Linked DNA regions of Homo sapiens: all the other regions are linked to region 2. A link is a contact called in ENCODE Hi-C or POLR2A ChIA-PET data. All regions are on one chromosome and are shown on one strand. Each heading gives the region's core, a stretch centred on a gene start or an enhancer-like site at or near the end of the contact. The rest is flanking DNA. Distances are from core to core; before and after follow the strand shown.

Region 1 (2,700 bases), core at 90-2,589, 260 kb before region 2:
GGTGGTTTAATATAGTGGTAAGCCTTATAATAAATACTTAAGGGCTGGATGTGGTGGCTCACGCCTGTAATCCCAGCACTTTGGGAGGCTGAGGCAGGCAGATTGCTTGAGCCCAGGAGTTCCAGAACAGCTTGAGCAACATGGTGAAACCCCATCTCTACAAAAAATACAAAAATTAGGCATGGAGGCGTGCACCTGTAGTCCCCTGCTACTCAGGAGGCTGAGGTGGGAGGATCACCTGAGCTCGGGAAATCAAGGCTGCAGTGAGCCAGTAAGTCCCTGCAGTCCAGCCTGGGTGACAGAGCAAGACCCTGTCTCAAAAAAGCAAAAGAAAAAAAAAACCACCTAACATCATGAGCATTATTTCTTGTATAAAATGGCTACACCCTCAAGGTCTACCCATTATTAATGTAGTCTCTTATGTGTAGCCAATAAAAACCACAATATTATTAAATATTATATAAATATTAAAGGGGATATAACTTTTCTGGAGATTACCAGAAAAATTTAAGAGTTCAAACAAATGTCTTATCTCTGTCCTCAGTTGGTCAGGTGAGGCCAGTGGTGGTGTCCAGGAAACCCTCACTGCTGTCACTCTGTGTGAGGTCCATTGTTAAAGCAGCTCACAATGATGGCTACTAAAGGGGGCACAGGCTGGAACGTGAGGCCTGGGCTGCAACCTGGTGCCACCAAGTGCCCTCTTCAGTTATGGCAGTGCAGTCCTGCCTCACCCCTTGAGCTCTCGGTGCCCTAACTTCCTCCTATGAGACATGAAGTCAAGATTCCTTCTAGCCCTGGAAGACTTCAACCTTCCCGTTGATAAAATGGAGTCGATAATCCTACAGGTTGCTGTGAAAATCTAGAAAACAGCCAATCGCCTGGCGTGGTGGCTCACACCTGTAATCCTAGCTACTCGGGAGGCTGAGGCAGGGGAATCGCTTGAACCCAGGAGGCGGAGGTTGCAGTGAGCCAAGATCATGCCACTGCACTCCAGCCTGGGTGATAAGAGACTCTGTCTCAAAAAAAGAAAAAAAGAGACTAGTCAATCAACATAGAAGTGCTTAAAGGAAGTGAAAACTGACTTGTGGGAAGTATAATGAATGGATAAAAGGGAAACCACACTTTCCCCGACCGACACTCACTGCTTCCTGCCCACAGCCATGAGCATGCCTGGGGAGTATCTGAGTCTTCTGCGTCTCTTACCCCTGGGTTCCAAAACAGCTCAGCAAACACCACCAGGTCAGCCGAGGAGAAGGTGAGGCCCATATTGGCAGCGGTGATGGACAGCACGGCCACAGCATGCCTCTCCGACAGTTGGAACTGCTGGCACAGGTCCTCCCGCTCAGCTGATGAGGTGGAGCCATCGATGCGGATGTGCTGCACGTGCTGCAGGAACAAGGGGCAGAAGCAAGGTGGGCAACAGCCCCGGGGGCTTCTCAGCAAACCACACCCAGCCACAGCTCCAGCACAGAACCAGGTTCCAGCTCAGCAGAGGCCCCTGCCTTCAGAGCTTTTCTTTTCAAATTGACATTGGTATTGAGATGACTGCTTATACTCAGGTGCCATTGTAAGAAATAATAGAGATCCCTCTTAGGCCTTTGCCCAGTTTCCTGCAGTGGTAACATTCTATAAAAACTATAGTATAATACCACAGCCAGGATGCTGACTTCTATACAATCCACTGATCTTCAGATTTCTTGTTTTACTGTATGTGTGTGTTCTACACAATTTTATCACCTGTGTAGGTTTTCATATATTCACCTCCAATGTTAAGATACTCAACAACTCCAACATTGCAAGGATCCTTTTACCTCCCTCCTCTTTCCACGGTCCTTAGCTCCTGATAGCCACTAATCTGACCTGAATTTCTAAAAACATTTTTTTTCTTTTTCTTTTTTAAGATGAAGTTTCACTCTTGTCACTCAGGCTGGAGTGCAGTGGCACGATCTTGGCTCACGGCAACCTCCGCCCCCTGGGGTTCAAGTGATTCTCCTGCCTCAGCCTCCCAACTAGGTGGGATTACAGGCGCACACCACCACATCTGGCTAATTTCTGTATTTTTAGTAGAGGCGTGGTTCCACTATGTTGGCCAGGCTGGTCTCAAACTCCTGATCTCAGGTGATCCGCCTGCCTCGGCCTCCCAAAGTGCTGGGATTACAGGCGTGAGCCACTGCACCTGGCCAATTTTTTTTTTTTTTTTCAAGAATGCACTATAGGCCAGGCACAGTGGCTCATGCCTGTAATCCCAACACTCTGGGAGGCCAAGGCAGGTAGATCACCTGAGGTCAGGAGTTTGAGACCAGCCTGGCCAACATGGCGGAACCCCGCCTCTACTAAAAATACAAAAATTAGCCAGATGTGCTGGTGTGCGCCTGTAATCCCAGCTACTCAGGAGGCCAAGGCAGGAGAATCACTTGAATCCGGGAGGCAGAGGTTGCAGTGAGCCAAGATGGCACCACTGCACTCCTGCCTGGGTGACAGAGCGAGACTCTGTCTCAAAAAAAAAAAAAAAAAAAAAAAAAAAAAGAATGCTATACAAATGTTATATAAATTGCACAGCATATAACCTTTTGGAATGGGCCTTTGCATTCAGCACTCTCTGGAGATTCATCCAAGTTGTTACCTGTATCAATAATTTTCTTCTTTTTATTGTTGAGAAATAGCCCACAGTATGGATATACCATAGTTTCACCATCCATC
Region 2 (2,700 bases), core at 138-2,637:
GAAGGAAGAAAAATAGAATTGCAGGGACTGATAATGGAAGTATTTACTGTACACTTACTATACACCAAACATTTTATGTGGTTCATGCTCATTTAATCCTGACAGCCCTGAAAGTTAGGTTAACATAAACCCTATTTGACAGGTGCAGAAACTGAGACTGAGAATAGTCAAGCAACTTGGCTGAGGTCACAAAGCCAGGATATAGTGGCAGGTTTTGAAAGAGGCAGTTTGATTCCAGGCTCGGCTCTGATAATATTAAGCGGGCATTAAAAAGCAGGCTTCTGGGAGATGGAAAAGGAGTGGTGGAATCATCAAATGGCATGGATGTTGTACATAACTGAAGCCCTGGATTACAGAATTAAAATTCCATGTCTGTACTCCTCCCTCCCGCTCCAGCTCCACAGTTGGCGTGGGCCAGCCCAAGGCTACTGGTGGTGGGAGGAATAGCTTCATGTCCTCAAAGCACTCACCTAAATTCTGGTGTAGGGAGAGCTTAAAGTCTGTGGAAGAGACCCAGCATGCCTTTCCAAGTAGGTCCTGGGTTAGAAAGATCTGGGAGGCCTGTGTGTTAAAAGAGATGGCAGGAAATGATTCAGCTCTATATCTGTAAAATCTCTGACAATGACAGGATGTGAGGAATGACAGGAGGATCAGGAGGGCTGGGCGGGGGTGACTGAAATGTACTGACCCTGGCTGCAAACTAAAAATAAAATCCTAAGTCCCCTCCACCAACTGAATAGAAACGCTCTTGGCAAAGAGGACCCCAGAAAAACCTTAGAAACTGAGTTCCCAGCCATGACAGGACAAGAGGTCAGACACACCTCATTATACTCCCCTCCCTTTTATGGTTTAGACACAACCAACCAGCATTAATGTCAAAATAGAGGTCATAAGACTGACCAAACACACTCTTTGTGGCAACAAGATACCAAATTACAAACAGGACCTAAGGCCATGCCAAACAAGGGTTAAGTCATGCAGCCCTACACTTAAAAGAATAAACTATGTTCTAACTGCCACAAGTTTTCCTTTTCTCTAGCAGCTAAATAAGCACTGGCCTCTAAATAAACAATACTAAAACACTTGCAGCTCCACCAGATGCTGACTAACTGAACTCCACCAGCCATAACTACAGCTTTGATTGGACAAGAGTGATTTCGGTAATTTTCTCCTGGTAAGGAGCCCACCGACCATGACTGGTTCTAGCGGGTTTACAGAGATTGCATACTTGAGTGCCTTCATGTCCTGAATAGACCTTTTGATGTATAGGGCCTGATTGCAATATTTAAATATTAAGTCTCCACCCCAAGGTGAACATGTGTCATATGTAAGATGCATGTTTAATATGCATGCATCAGGACCACTTTCATTAATATTCATAGCTCCTCCTGTAACCTGTTGAATATGTGTTAAGCCAACCCATTCAGCATAAAAGCATAAAACTCCTACCCCAACCCCTCCTCCTTGGAGGTGCCTGTCTCTGGGCTTCTGCTGGAGGAGGCTGTGCTTCCTGGCCTGCAGGATGGCCACCTGGCAGGCTGTCACCCTTAAGAAATAGTGTCTCCATTTTTCTAAATTTGTATCTTATGATTTTTTTTTTAAAGTTAACGTATCTGGCAAAGATGGGATTCTGAAGCAGCCCCTGAATTCCTTTTCCTGTGTCACCCAGGACACCAGGTACAGCCAAGGTCCCTTTGAAAAAGTCCAGTTGTTCCTGACTATGCTGGGAAAGGATCTGGGTAAGTGCTATCAAAATCCAAGATCTCCCACTTTTAGGTTGCAGACTTGATTTCTTCTTTTAGGCCTCCTCCATCTGTGGAACTCCGGAGGAGACCCTCCTGCTGGCCTTGGGTTTGGGAGGGCATTCCTAGTTCTTCTCAGTCCTTTCTGTTCTCCTCCCTGGACCCCGGAGGGAACATCTCTCCTAGCCTTGGGTTTGGAGGAGGCCTTCCTGATTCCCTCCATCCAAGGGCCCTGGAGAAAATGCATTTGTGGGCTCCGGGCTTATGGAGAGGCATTCAGGTTGGATTCAACTGGTTCATAAGGTTTGTGGGGATGCTCACACTAAGGGCACTGGAAGAGATATCTTCATAAAGTCAGTGCAATAGGTAACTTACCCACTAGGGGCAGGAACTCCTGTAGAAGTTCAAAGGCATGCCAGGTTTTCCAGCACTTCAGCTAGCTGCATATTGTGGCCTGTTCTTGTGCACATTTTAAAACTGAACGGGCAAATTACAGCAAGGAAAATTCAGAGCTCAAATGCCCAACCTGCAACTATACAATTAAAATGTAGAGTTTTCTAAAGCTATCTCTTTTTTGTTTTCGGCCTGCTTTGAATTTGCTGTTATTAAGCTACTGCTGTTAAGATAAAACTCATTGTTTATGATACTACTAATTCAAGGCTACTTGGAGCTTTCTTTACAGTTCAGCCAATTGTAGCTAAAATGTAAACACTGAAAACTCATTTGAAACTTCAGGAAAAAAAAAAGGGGTAAAAGGTTTTTAAAAATAAAACTGCCATGAAAACTACTTTTCCCAAGACTTTGGTCCATAGCCTTCATTGGATTACCTACTGGGACAAATAAAGTTTAGCCATGTGAACAGGTCCCAATTTTGTCAGAAATAATTTGGATCCAGCTGTCTTTTGTTAAGTGGTGAGTCTGTATTACCATCTCATGGCTAAGGTTCCAGAGTAAAAGC
Region 3 (2,700 bases), core at 1-2,500, 420 kb before region 2:
CGGCGATCGGGCTTAAGTTACATTGATTCAGCTGCTAGGAGACCCCTCGCCTACCAAATGCCTCCCTTTTATTTTTCCATTCAACGTGGTAGCAAGAGCCCTGCTCGTTCCCTATGGAGAAATAGTAGTGGTGGTTTTCATTTTTCTCCTAAGCGACTCATCCTACAAAGTACCAAGTCCTTTCTTTCCAACTCACAACCCCAGTAGAAGGAAGGGCCCCTTGGGACGCCGGTGCCTCCTCCTAGCTCCCTCTCCTCTTCCAAGGTTCCTGGTGTCACTGGCACCCCGCAGCCTCCGCCTCCCAGCAGCGATCCCACCAGGACCCTTGGGTCCTCAAGCAGTGCCCCAAATAAGATTCGAGTTCCTACTCCCATGGATCTGACCACCGGCCCCCTTCTCAGCAAATCCCTCCTCCAGAATAGAAGTCTGGGTCCGTTCCACGCGGGTAAAACTATGGCAGCAGGGATGCCTTTCCTCTCCCCATTCATCCCCACCAAATGAGTCGCCAGGGCTCTTCCACTTGCTCTAACTCCAGTTCCCCTCCCCGGGCCTGACTTCCGCGTCCCGCTAGCAACAGTCCCCCTTGATTTGGTCCAAGGTCTCGGCTCTGCCGCCCCTAAAACCGTCCGTAAGGTCCAGCCGCCCGTCGGGCTTCTCCGCTGCCCTCCAAGTTTCTCCCAACTACTTGTTCCAGACCGCGTTACCTGCAACCTGCTCCGGGCTGGCGCCATACTCGGCGTCCCGGCGCTTCTCACAAGTGCCCTCGCCCATGACCAGCGCCTGCAGGGGCAGCTCGGAGCCCGGGTGGGGATAGCAGCGCAGCCCCTGGCCGCAGCGCGGGGTGTAGACGCCGCACGCCTCGCCCTCCAGCCGGGCGCACACCGAGCAGCAGCCGCAGCCCGGCTCCCGGACGAGCTCCGCGCATGGCATGCGGGCGCCTCCGGCCACTGCGGCCACCGCGGCGGGCGGCGCAACCGGCGGGGGCCCGCAGGCGGCCAGGCGCTCGGGTGTGCAGGGCGGGCAGCGGAACAGCACCTCCGCGCGCGCCCCGCCGCCGCCGCCACTCGCGCCCAGTAGCAGCAGCAGCAGCGGCAGCAGCGGCGGCGGCGGCAGCGGCAGCGCGGGGCAGCCCACTCTCGGCAGCATGCTGGCGGTCGGCAGCGCGGCGCGGCGGGCGAGCGAGCGAGCGGGCGGGCGGGCAGGTGGCACGGCCCTGCGAGCGCGGGAGCCGCCTCCTCCGCTTCTTCCTCCTCCCTCGCCGCCGCAGCCGGGTCCTAAAGGGCCGGCTTCTCCCCGCCCCCTGCCTTCTCCCCTCCCCCTTTTGGAGACCACTCCCTTCCCCCCCGACACTCCCTCGCGCCGGCAAGTGAGTGCGCGCACGCCCGCTCGCCCACCTCCGCGTTGGCTGCGGGCTCTGGGGGTTCCCTGCTCTTCCCGGGCCCCGTCCCTCCGCACTCTTCTGGCCTGACTATGACTCCTGAAGGAGAATACGGATAACTCGCGGGTTTGGGTAGGACCGGCGTGGCGGTGGAGAAGAGCGCGTGCTTTTGTCTGCTCTCAGTTCAGTTCGCGAGGACTTCGTTTGCGCGCTTCCCCTGTGGCCGGCACTGGGCTAACCGCTGGGGAACACAAAAGACATAAGGCTCCGTTTTGACCTTCAAGTAGATTTCAGTCGGCTCATACCAACTCCTTCCATCCTGGGGTATCACCCACCACTGACACGTGGCTTGGAACAATGACTTCTTGTTGGGTGGGTCCTGCGGAGTTTCAGACCCGTCTAGACCAAGCTAGACCCAAACAGCCCCGAATGGTCTTAGTGACTATTGCAGTTTTCCAAACCTGGGAGCTCGTGACTACAACCTATGAGAACCCTAAGTGCCCCGCAAAACCTGCCCCCTTCGTCTGCAGACCCCCTCCCTTCTCCGCCCGCTAAAATAATCCCTTAGCACCCTGGGCCCCCACCTACAAATCTCGAGGCACTTGTTGCAGGACAGATCCCAGAACACTCAGTTGCAGGGGTCTTGGAGAGGTCAGATCAGCTCTCCAGGTGTGACAGACCCGCTCTGGGGTAAGGCCATTTATGGCTGTCTTCAATAATGCAGATGGACAAGCATGACCTCCTTTCATTGTTCTGTTTGATTTACTGAGTCATCTACCCAAGCTGCCCCCAACCCCCATCATTCCAGGCTGGACTCAGCCATAATCAACCATCTCCTGGGGTGTGACCCTAACAAAGACCCCTGTCAGAGAGATTCCTTGGGTGACAGGTGGACCATTAAGCTGCCTCCACCGCAGGTTTCATCTCCCTATACCTCAGCGCCCCTCTTCCCCCCAGACCCCTCCACTCTGGCTCTTTCTGACTTCAAGGCTCAGAGCCTGTTTGATTCAGTTCAACAGCTAGTTAACCCAATGGCCACCTGGCTCTGAAGGTGACCTAGATGCCTCCAGGAAGGCAAGTACCTGGTCTTAAGACGCCAAGCTGGGAAGAGTTATCGGGAAAGACTTTGGTAAGATAAAAAATAAATAAATAAATGTTTATCAGAGGCTTTGAAGAAAAGAAATATTTTGGTAGAGAGGTGATGTGGTGGTTGAGGAAAGGGGAGTTTCTTGGGTGAGTCGGAGCTGAAATTGAAGCTTGTAATTCTACCAGAGGAAATGGGCGGTTAGCAAGGGCACAGGCAGAGGGACCACCTGAAGCAA

The links. A loop is a pair of places that touch in the nucleus more often than their neighbours do. ChIA-PET counts read pairs that join two places held with the same protein, here RNA polymerase II (POLR2A). Pooled maps may share reads with other maps.
Region 1: a map of Calu3 shows a loop between it and region 2 (2.5-fold over the local background). The contact joins the enhancer-like site here to the promoter of LINC01963 in region 2. A Hi-C loop is called at or near these places in 1 of 168 maps with a recorded cell type or tissue (Calu3) and 8 of 50 pooled maps. POLR2A ChIA-PET finds 5 or more read pairs at or near these places in 1 of 52 experiments (activated T-cell).
Region 3: a map of endothelial cell of umbilical vein shows a loop between it and region 2 (2.0-fold over the local background). The contact joins the promoter of IGFBP2 here to the promoter of LINC01963 in region 2. A Hi-C loop is called at or near these places in 1 of 168 maps with a recorded cell type or tissue (endothelial cell of umbilical vein).

What each region holds. Positions count from the first base shown.
Region 1 is chr2:216,473,955-216,476,654 of GRCh38, reverse strand. It overlaps SMARCAL1 (SNF2 related chromatin remodeling annealing helicase 1), which reads right to left. Exons shown (of 18, transcript NM_014140.4): 15 at 1,204-1,386. Among named protein-coding and RNA genes, the nearest start is that of RPL37A-DT, 23 kb to the left of the region's middle. RefSeq lists enhancers at 1,235-1,404, 1,322-1,822. Within about 2 kb of position 1,339, at least 2 of the 41 ENCODE cell types and tissues checked have a DNase peak (open chromatin) inside an H3K27ac peak, as active enhancers do.
Region 2 is chr2:216,215,576-216,218,275 of GRCh38, reverse strand. It overlaps LINC01963 (long intergenic non-protein coding RNA 1963), which reads right to left and starts at 1,387. Exons shown (of 1, transcript NR_037701.1): 1 at 1-1,387.
Region 3 is chr2:216,631,970-216,634,669 of GRCh38, reverse strand. It overlaps IGFBP2 (insulin like growth factor binding protein 2), which reads right to left and starts at 1,250. Exons shown (of 4, transcript NM_000597.3): 1 at 705-1,250. The coding sequence starts at 1,146.